Linked DNA regions of Homo sapiens: region 1 is linked to region 2. A link is an interaction called in ENCODE POLR2A ChIA-PET data of the cell type or tissue named here. Cell type or tissue: endothelial cell of umbilical vein. All regions are shown on one strand. Links, peaks and the distances in the headings refer to the core of each region. The heading gives the core; the rest is flanking DNA. Region 1 overlaps LINC02267 (long intergenic non-protein coding RNA 2267). Region 2 has its middle 25 kb from the start of LINC02267.

What was found. Peaks named below come from ENCODE experiments on the same cell type or tissue, not always from the same donor. Only the 100,000 strongest peaks of a DNase experiment are listed, where the experiment ranks them.
Region 1: POLR2A ChIA-PET joins it to region 2 with 5 read pairs; 2 of 35 experiments call an interaction of 5 or more read pairs at or near these places.

The regions. Positions count from the first base shown.
Region 1 is chr4:96,339,917-96,344,325 of GRCh38, forward strand. The region is part of intron 1 of LINC02267 (long intergenic non-protein coding RNA 2267); the gene reads left to right. Among named protein-coding and RNA genes, the nearest start is that of LINC02267, 31 kb to the left of the region's middle. In endothelial cell of umbilical vein, for the core only: no CTCF peak of the experiment used is centred there; a DNase peak (open chromatin) is centred at 2,475.
Region 2 is chr4:96,283,153-96,287,561 of GRCh38, forward strand. No RefSeq gene overlaps it. Among named protein-coding and RNA genes, the nearest start is that of LINC02267, 25 kb to the right of the region's middle. In endothelial cell of umbilical vein, for the core only: no CTCF peak of the experiment used is centred there; no DNase peak of the experiment used is centred there.

The DNA of each region.
Region 1 (4,409 bases), core at 139-4,138, 57 kb after region 2:
CATATGTTCATGGCAGCACTATTCACAATAGCAAAGTCATGGAATCAACCTATATGACCATCAGTGGTAGACTGGATAAAGAAAATGTTGTACATATGCATCATGGAATACTATGCCACCATAAAAAAGGAAAAAACTCGTGTTCTTTGCAAGGATATAGATAGAGCTGGAGTCCATTAACCTAAGTAAACCAATCCAGGAACAGAATACCAAAACCATGTTTTCTCACTTATAAGTGGAAGCTAAACACTGAGTACATATGTACACAAAGAAGGCAACAATAGACACCACAGTTTACTTCAGAATGGAGGGTGTCAGTAGGGTGAGAATCAAAAAACTACCTATCAGGTACTATGCTTATCACCTGGGTGATGAGAAAATTTGTACATCAAATCCATTTGACCTGCAAGTTATCTATATAACAAACCTGCACATGTACCCTTGAACTTAAAAGTTTAAGAAAAAGAAATTATCTAATCTGAAGACTACAGAGAATAAGAAGATAAAGGGGAAAAAAAACCAAGAAATTAATGAGGACACACAAAATAAGGAGAGATATTCCATACTCATTCATTGAAACAATTATTTATCAGTTAGCTAAAGATTTTTTTAGACAAATTATTATTAGGTAGCATACCTGTACTACTAAGTGTGAAATAAATTCACTGTGTGCTGGTTACCAAATTGTCATCGGGGTTCTGGTGAGACAGAAAGTGCTTATATGTGGTAAATTACATGAAGCAGATTTATCGTTATAAACAGGCAGCAAGGGACAAGAGAGGCCTGGGATTCATTGTGAGCCAGCCCCACAAGACTTATGAAAGCTATGAAGGGTGGATAGAGTCTCCTCTAGATGTGCCCTATTCGCACCACAGCTGAGGAAACCCAAAAAGCAGCTTTCCCAGATTTTATACCCCAGTGGCAATGTGACATGCTGGGCTAACATGTTGAGGGACATCCTGTTTCTAGGTGGGGATTGGAACAAAGCCTGGGCTGGTCTAGCTAGTCCCTCCTTGTCTCAGAATATTGCATTCCCATCACATTCTACAGTTTTTCTTGAGAACTACAGATGAGGAAATGGGGGAGAACTGGGTCTGTCACCTGGAGAACTGTCCTACACCAAAATGTTAAATGAAGTTATACAATTTACCAAAACTGATAGAAGATGAAACAGAAAGTCTGAATATGCCCATGACCTTTAAAGACATTGATTTTCTTATTAAAATAACTCTACAAAGAAAATCCCGTGCCCAAAAGATTCCATCATGCATTACATTAAAAAAAACCACCATTTTATAAAACACACCTCCACAAAATAGCGAAGGCAACAACTCTCCCCAGCTTGTTTTCATCTCTAACATCTTTCTTTCTTTTTTTATTAATTTATGTAAAATATACGTAGAAAGTATCCTGGAATTCTTGCTTCCTCACAAGTAAATTTGAGTACTTTGCGCATTAGACAATATTGCAGTTTTCTTCTTCGTGGCTACCTGGGCCCTTTCAGATCCAGCTCTTCCTGTAGCACATCACAGTAAAGAAGATTCAAGATTGAGGGTTGGTTTGTGAGAGTTGATGCCATTTTAGACCTTTATGTAAGCTCTTGGTCTTTCTTCACTCCAACATGCAAAAGATTGCCTGCATTTGGCATTTTAAGTTGCTTACACAAATTAGTAAAATTGCTACTTGATTTCCATTTGGCTAGAGACCCTCATGTGTATATTTCTTCAGCCAGAACCCTGATGTGGAAGAGAAAGGAGTGCTTGGCCTTGAACCCCTAACAGTAAGTGCTAAATAAATGGTATCTGTTTTTGTTGTAGTTGGAACAGCATGCTCTAACAGGTTTTGAGCAGGGAGAGTAAAAAGAAGATTAAACATATAATTCTTAGCTTTCTCCAAATTTCTGTGTAGCATATTAAACTAAATATTTAAAGAAGGTATCTCCAACATTATCATTAAACATAATAACTGAGAGGAATGATGACACCTGTTCACTTTTTAAGACTAAAATCTTCTGATATTAGCTTGATTTAGAATGTTTATTCATTCTGTGAGGCTTCTTCTCAAAGAGAAAGTGTGGAGGTTATTTTGAGAAACAAAATTAATGGCAAAAAATACCCTAGAAACTGCACGTAGCAACAAGGAGAAAAATGGTTTCTGAATAATGCTGAGAATATACAGAGAGATAAAAGCAGAGATCATGCACAAAACACATTTGAACAATGCTAATATCACAGTGAGATTATAAACATGAGAAACTAAAATGAAGTGGTTAAAAAAATTAAATTCAATTTAGAGTAAGATAGATATAAGTAGAGAAAAAAAACAGCTATTCTTCATTCCCAATATTGGTATGCTTTCTAGTTCCTCAAAAGGAAGGAGGGATTTCTGATAAAATTGTTCAAAGATCTAAGCCATCCAGTAAGTTACATTTTACTCATAAGAAGCTGATTCACCCTTTTTATTTCTATCCATGTGGCCGGGGCTTATGACCTTGCTAAGCTGTTTCCTTTCTTCTCTGCATGCAGTGGGGATAAATAAGTTGAGCCAGGGACCATTATAAATAAACCAGATTTCTTACTTTCTTCTAAATATAATAAAATATTTAAGGAAGATCCCTGTTCCCTGAAATGGTTTTGATTTCTTTGGATACAAGCATTTCAATATCCTCATTTTTTTTTCATTTTTGCTATTTTATGGCATTCCATTTATAAACATTCCTTTGAGTTGGATTTAAATCATGCTGTTGAATCCCCTAAATTTCTATGTGACATAAAGGATTAACAAATAATGCATTTGTGTCACATCAAAATTACATTCAGTTTGTGGGAAAGTAATTTGAAATAAATTCTGTACCATAGTGGATCTACTCAAAGCACACAGAAATATTCAAAATGAAATTCCATGTATATTTTAGATATTTTCTTCTAGAGACGGATTTTTAAAAGCCTAAATTTATGACCCAAACTACTAAAATCAATTCCTCATCTTAAACACAAAACTAAACTACATTTCCCAGCTTTCCTTGCAGTTAGATATGATCATATGACCACAGGGTAATCAGTGGATTGCAGATAAAATGTTTGCCACTTTCAAGCCCATTATAGGATACCAAAATATGCCACCCCAAAATATGCATCTTTGGCTTAAGGATGATTTTGAGCTGATTTTTTTTTTTTTGAGAAACTACAGACAAGGGGAAGCTCTGAAATTAGAGTAGAAGTTATCCTTTTGTAAGAAAAATTTGCACCTATAAAGGAAATTTCCATTTGTAAGGGAACCCTCCCACTCTGCTCCAGGGAGAGATGAATGACTCTAAATTATTAGAAAAGCTTGTCAATGTAGAAGGCACAGACTTAAATCTGCACAACAAATCTTACCCTTGTTTACTGTGCTTTTCCTGCTCACCTCCCATAGTTGCATTATCACCCCAAGGCCTTTCTTTCTTTGTTTCAGTTGAAGTCTGAACTCTAAGGCACCTCTTTAAAATGTACTCACTTCTCTGGGTATCTCTCGGGTATACATTAGGTATACATGTTAATAAGCTTCTGTTTGTTTCCTTTCTTGTTAATCTGTTGTTTGTTACTGGAGAATTCAGAACTCAAAAAGTGTAGAGAGAAAACAATTTTCCCTCCCATGCAACATAAACCTCTCCCATATATGATCCACTGAGATCTTTTTCATTTTCAGCTGGTTAGAATGGAGATCACCCACATAGCAAACTTGGAAACCTTGTGTTGAGCATGGCAGAATAACACTGTGGAATAAGCTAGACTTATTGTACTATGACTTGAAGAAGAATTACCTAGTAATTGGAACTATCATTTTGGACTTCATATGTCATACCAATAGATATAATTTTTGTAACTACCATGTTTTGAAGGTTTATCATCACATTTTAATGAAGGCAATGTAAAATAAAAGTAAAATAAATCTAAATATGTCTTAATAAATTACCTGCAATGTTAAAAACATAATGTATCTTAAGGGAAAGAGATAAACTAAATGCCACTTCAGTTGTTGTCCTTTTGGGAGATCATTCTCAATGGCATTTGTTCACAAATGCCTGTCTCTGTATCATCCCTCTGGGACTTGGAAAACAACAGGGGACCACTGAGTATATAAAGCTCATGCTGCCTGCTGTGCTATGCATAATACAGTCCATTACCTCTAGTGTCTTCTGACATGTATAAAACTGTAAGAGGCTAACATGCTAGCTTGCATATAGGATAAAATCTCAAATTACTCACAGTTCTTGACAGTTTTCTCCAGATATTTAAAAAATCAAGTTAGGTACCATGTTTCCATGTCAAAGTAGATGAAATGTTGCTTTTTGTTTTCTTGGCCTTTTTTGTCCACTGTCCTCCTTGTTCGCCCCACCAACACAAACAGATATGCTGGATTTTCTTCAC
Region 2 (4,409 bases), core at 266-4,265:
CACTTACTTGACACTCCAATGTGACCTATCTCTACCATCATCTTCCTCTTGAGTTTGTCTGGCATATTCTTTGCCCTCAATTCTTTCTTGCTAACTGTGTATTTGTTGATCATTTTTTAAAGTTTGTATGTAGAAGAAGCACAAGAGAGCATTTCAAATCAACGTAAATTTTTTGGAATGCCCCATATCATAATGATTTTAGAGATGCAAATATTAACTATACATGGTCTCTGCCCTCAAGACATTCAGAACCTGGTGGAAAGGTTACAAAACAAGCAATTACCATACATTGTGCTATGTAAAATAATGGACACATGCACAGGATTCTATGAGAGCACAGAAGAGAGGCTTCTAACTCAGCCTAAAGGACTAAGGAGTAAAAAAAGTAAGAAAAAGAAAAAGGTTTTCTTGAGTTCTGTTTTGAATAACAATTCAGAGTTAGGCATGTGGAAGACAAAATGTATTTCTTCTGGGCAGAGAAAGTGGCATAAGGAATAATTAGAGAGACAACAAACACGATGCAGTTGAGTTGGTCAGGAAATACAAGTAGCTGGAACAATAGAACAATTCTCTTTTTTCTTTTTTTTTTTTTTCAGAGACAGGGTCTCACTTTGTCACCCAGGCTGGAGTGTAGTGGTGCAATCATAGCCCACTGCAATCTTGAACTACTGGGTTTAAGCAATCTTTCCACCTTAGCCTCCAAAGTCCCTGGGATTACAGGTGTTTGCCATCATGCCTGGTAAATTAAAAAAAAAAAAATGTATAGACAAGGTCTCACTATGTTGTCTAGGCTAGTCTTAAGCTCCTGGGCCAGCACCATCAGCATCCTGAGAAATTGTTAGAAATACTACTAAACCACATCTCATTGCTACTTAGTAGGCTTAGAAATCTGTGTTTGAACAAGCTCTCCAAGTGATTCGGACATGCACAGTGTTTTATATCATGATCAGAATACCAAGCTTCACCCTACTTATCACAAGGTACCACTGAGTGATTTTACTAATGAGTATTCCATAACTAGATTTGATGTTTCAAGAGAAAATTTTGGTGGCATTACAAAAAAAGATGTTATTATCTTCAGATTATTTTCAGTTTGATAATCTTAAAAGGTAAACATTTCTCTGAATAGAGATTTTTATTCATGAACATCCAACTTGAGCCTCTCCCCAGAAGCTATTGCTTAGATGCAGTGAAATCTTGCTGCTCCTGCTTATCATTTTTGTTAGAAAAATTCAAAGAGCAAATGAATATAAGCTAAAACTTTGCCCAAATGTTTATGTGTTAACAACACAATATACAAAATTTATCTGCCATTTAAAATAATATGTAAAATTTATCTGAACTAGTGAGATAGACTTTGAAGCATTTTTTCATACCAGTTAAAACAGGATATTTTCACCAGGTAATTTTAAATAATAAAATTTCTGCAATGACTTTCTATGTGATACAGTTTTATTGTTTTGGTTTTGTTTGGAGATTGTTTAAATACTGAAATATGGTCAATTTAGATTGTTGAAGTTTATCTGCAGATAAAAATAGTAAATTTTACCATAAGGTAAGCGGTGGAAGAAAAAAAATAACACATTCTTTTACATCAATATTAAAGAGCAAGAAAGTTTTGTTTTAGTATTTTTTTATAGATAAAAATGCATATTTAATGTGAGAGGCTTTATTTAAGTGAATTCTTAATCCTTTGTTAGTGTTCAATGAAAAGTTCCCATTTTATAAATTTCCTTCACATAGTTTAAGTCTGTCTGTTTATCCTAAATGTATCTGTGACTAATATAAATGAGATTTTCATCTCTATTAATCAACATTTCAATACCAGTAATTACTTGGTCAGCCCTTTCTTTGACTTACATTTTTGCTGCTGTGGTAGAAATCAAGCACACTGGAAAATGAAAATGAATAATAACTGACATCAAGCCAGCTCCGTGAGTTTGTACAAAATTGTATTTCCTAAAAGTCACTTTCAGATACTAGTCTGTTGCACGCAACAAAACGGTTCACATTTCCATGCTTACTCTGAAACTGACCTTAGGCTGCTGTCTTAATTGAGGTACCTAGGAGTACCATTCTTAAATCAGCTTAAACCATTCAAATTGAATAATTTATGAAGTGACTTCTTTATGGAATTCAATTTTCTATTTTGGTCTTTGGTTATTTAATATATATAACAAGCCAAAAAACAATGTTTGTTAAAATCTTCTATAATTACTTATAATTGCATTAATATACTTAAATATAATGGGTTTTTTCAGAAACTTTGCTATTTCCAGTATTCTCTTGAAAAACTATTATTCACATTTATACTCACAATTACTCAACTTTTTTCATTATAATTCACAATAAGAAGTTCTATTTCAATCTGTGTATAGAACAGAACCAGTGGGAAAATTGCAATGCAATGTTGTTTTATGTTTTAAAGAGCATAATGATAATAATAGTATACAAACATTAGTAGAGTGCTTTATACACATTATCTCATTTCATCCTCACAATTGTACAAATGTATAAATATCATTCTACTTTATAAATAAAATCACTATGGCTGTGATAATTTAGTCTGTTTGCTCATAGTCCTATTGGTAATAGGAGGGAAATTTCAGACTTAACTCAGATTTTCAATTTCCTAGACCCATGTTCACCTCATTCTGCAACAATTCAATATAGCATAATTCAATTGTTGTAATTGTCTATTGGAAAGTAACATTTAATAAAACTTTCAACCAGATGTTTCCAATGTATTAGCAGCATGTTTGTGAAGTTTTGCTATAGGGGTGTCAGCATTGTATTGAAGTGATTGGATGTCATTTTTTAGACAGCTGTACATTTCCAAGAACAATTCTGGGCATGAACGACCTGATTTGGAGAGCCTTCTAGTCTTACCCTTCCATCTAATACAATTGATGAAACATGGAAATACATTATGAAGTCATATTCCTTAATTCTTAGGGCTCATTAACTCCTATAGCTGGGTTAAAAGTAACATAAAAATGTATGATTGTCAACACATTATATAAGAAAAAATACTTTGAAATAATTCTCCTGTCATCTCTTATTTCATCTGTATTTTGCTCTCCCAATTTATACACACACACACACATATACAAGCCCATGTACCTCTTTCTCTTTCTTTATGCACACACAGATATATACATATTATATATACACACACATATATATCTATATAGATATCGATAGATAGATAGATAGATAGATAGATAGATAGATAGATAGATAGATAGGACTTACTTAGTCCTACAGCATACTTGTTTACTTCTGCTTACAAAAACAAGCAGCAAAATTTTGGAGTGAAATGACCCTGGAATAATTCTTAAACCATGCTTACATATTAGTGATTTAATTTTTGGTAAGTTAACAGTACTCTGTTTACTCGTTTATAAGGCTGAGGCAATAATACCTTCCTACGGTATTGTGAAAGTTGGCAAAATGCTATACATTTGAAACTAATATGGCATCTCTTAAATGGTAGGCAATCAATAGATGGTAGTCATAATGGAGCAGCTAATATTATTTTATTACAATTATTGAAAATACAATATTTTGAAATGACTTTGTTGGATTAATTCCTCTTTGCCACAGAGCAGTCTAACGTGACTTTGTGCTGTCCTTGTCACATACCTAGCCTCTCACCTGCCCATCCTCGAGTCATGCCCGGTGGAAAGCTATGCTAATGTTCCAGTTCATTTGAAAAGTGGGCTGCAGCAGGAGGAACAGAATGATGGAGAGGAGACTAAGCACAGATTTATATCTGCAGTGCCAACACCTTAGGGCCATCCTAAGGAGCTTTTCTACTGAGTCTGGAATGTGCAGTTGGCATGGTAATATGAAAAGGTAGTGAGTGAGGTTTGTCAGAGAGAAAAGGGCTACAAATCAGCAGGTCAAGTTTTCCCAGCATGTTTCAAAGAAACTTAAAGAAGAGATGGCCATGCTTACTTGCCCTTGTCTAGATGGGGACTGAAATCATACGCGGTATAGCTGGTATAAAAGAACAGTGAACAAACTATAGTGACGCTTAATAGAGAGTATATAAGGGATATATACATTATAGCAGTTAATGCTGAAGCAATATGTTCAAAAAGAAGAATTCATGCTGATTACTTACCCATAAATCATAAACAGGTTTAGGCCTAGCCTAGAGCATGGGGAACTGGGGGTACAGGAGGACAGAAATAGTAATTAGCAACAAGGTTGTCAGTAGCAAAGTTAAAAAAATAAAGTAACATTAAAAGTGGTAGAGCTAAGAAGAGTTATTTGGGGGGGGTGTTGGGGGAGTCTCTTACGCTATGAAAATGAGCCTGTAGTATTTCAGGCACAGTGGCTCATGCCTGTAATCCCAGCACTTTGGGAGGCTGAGGTGGGTGGATCACCTGAGGTCAGGAGTT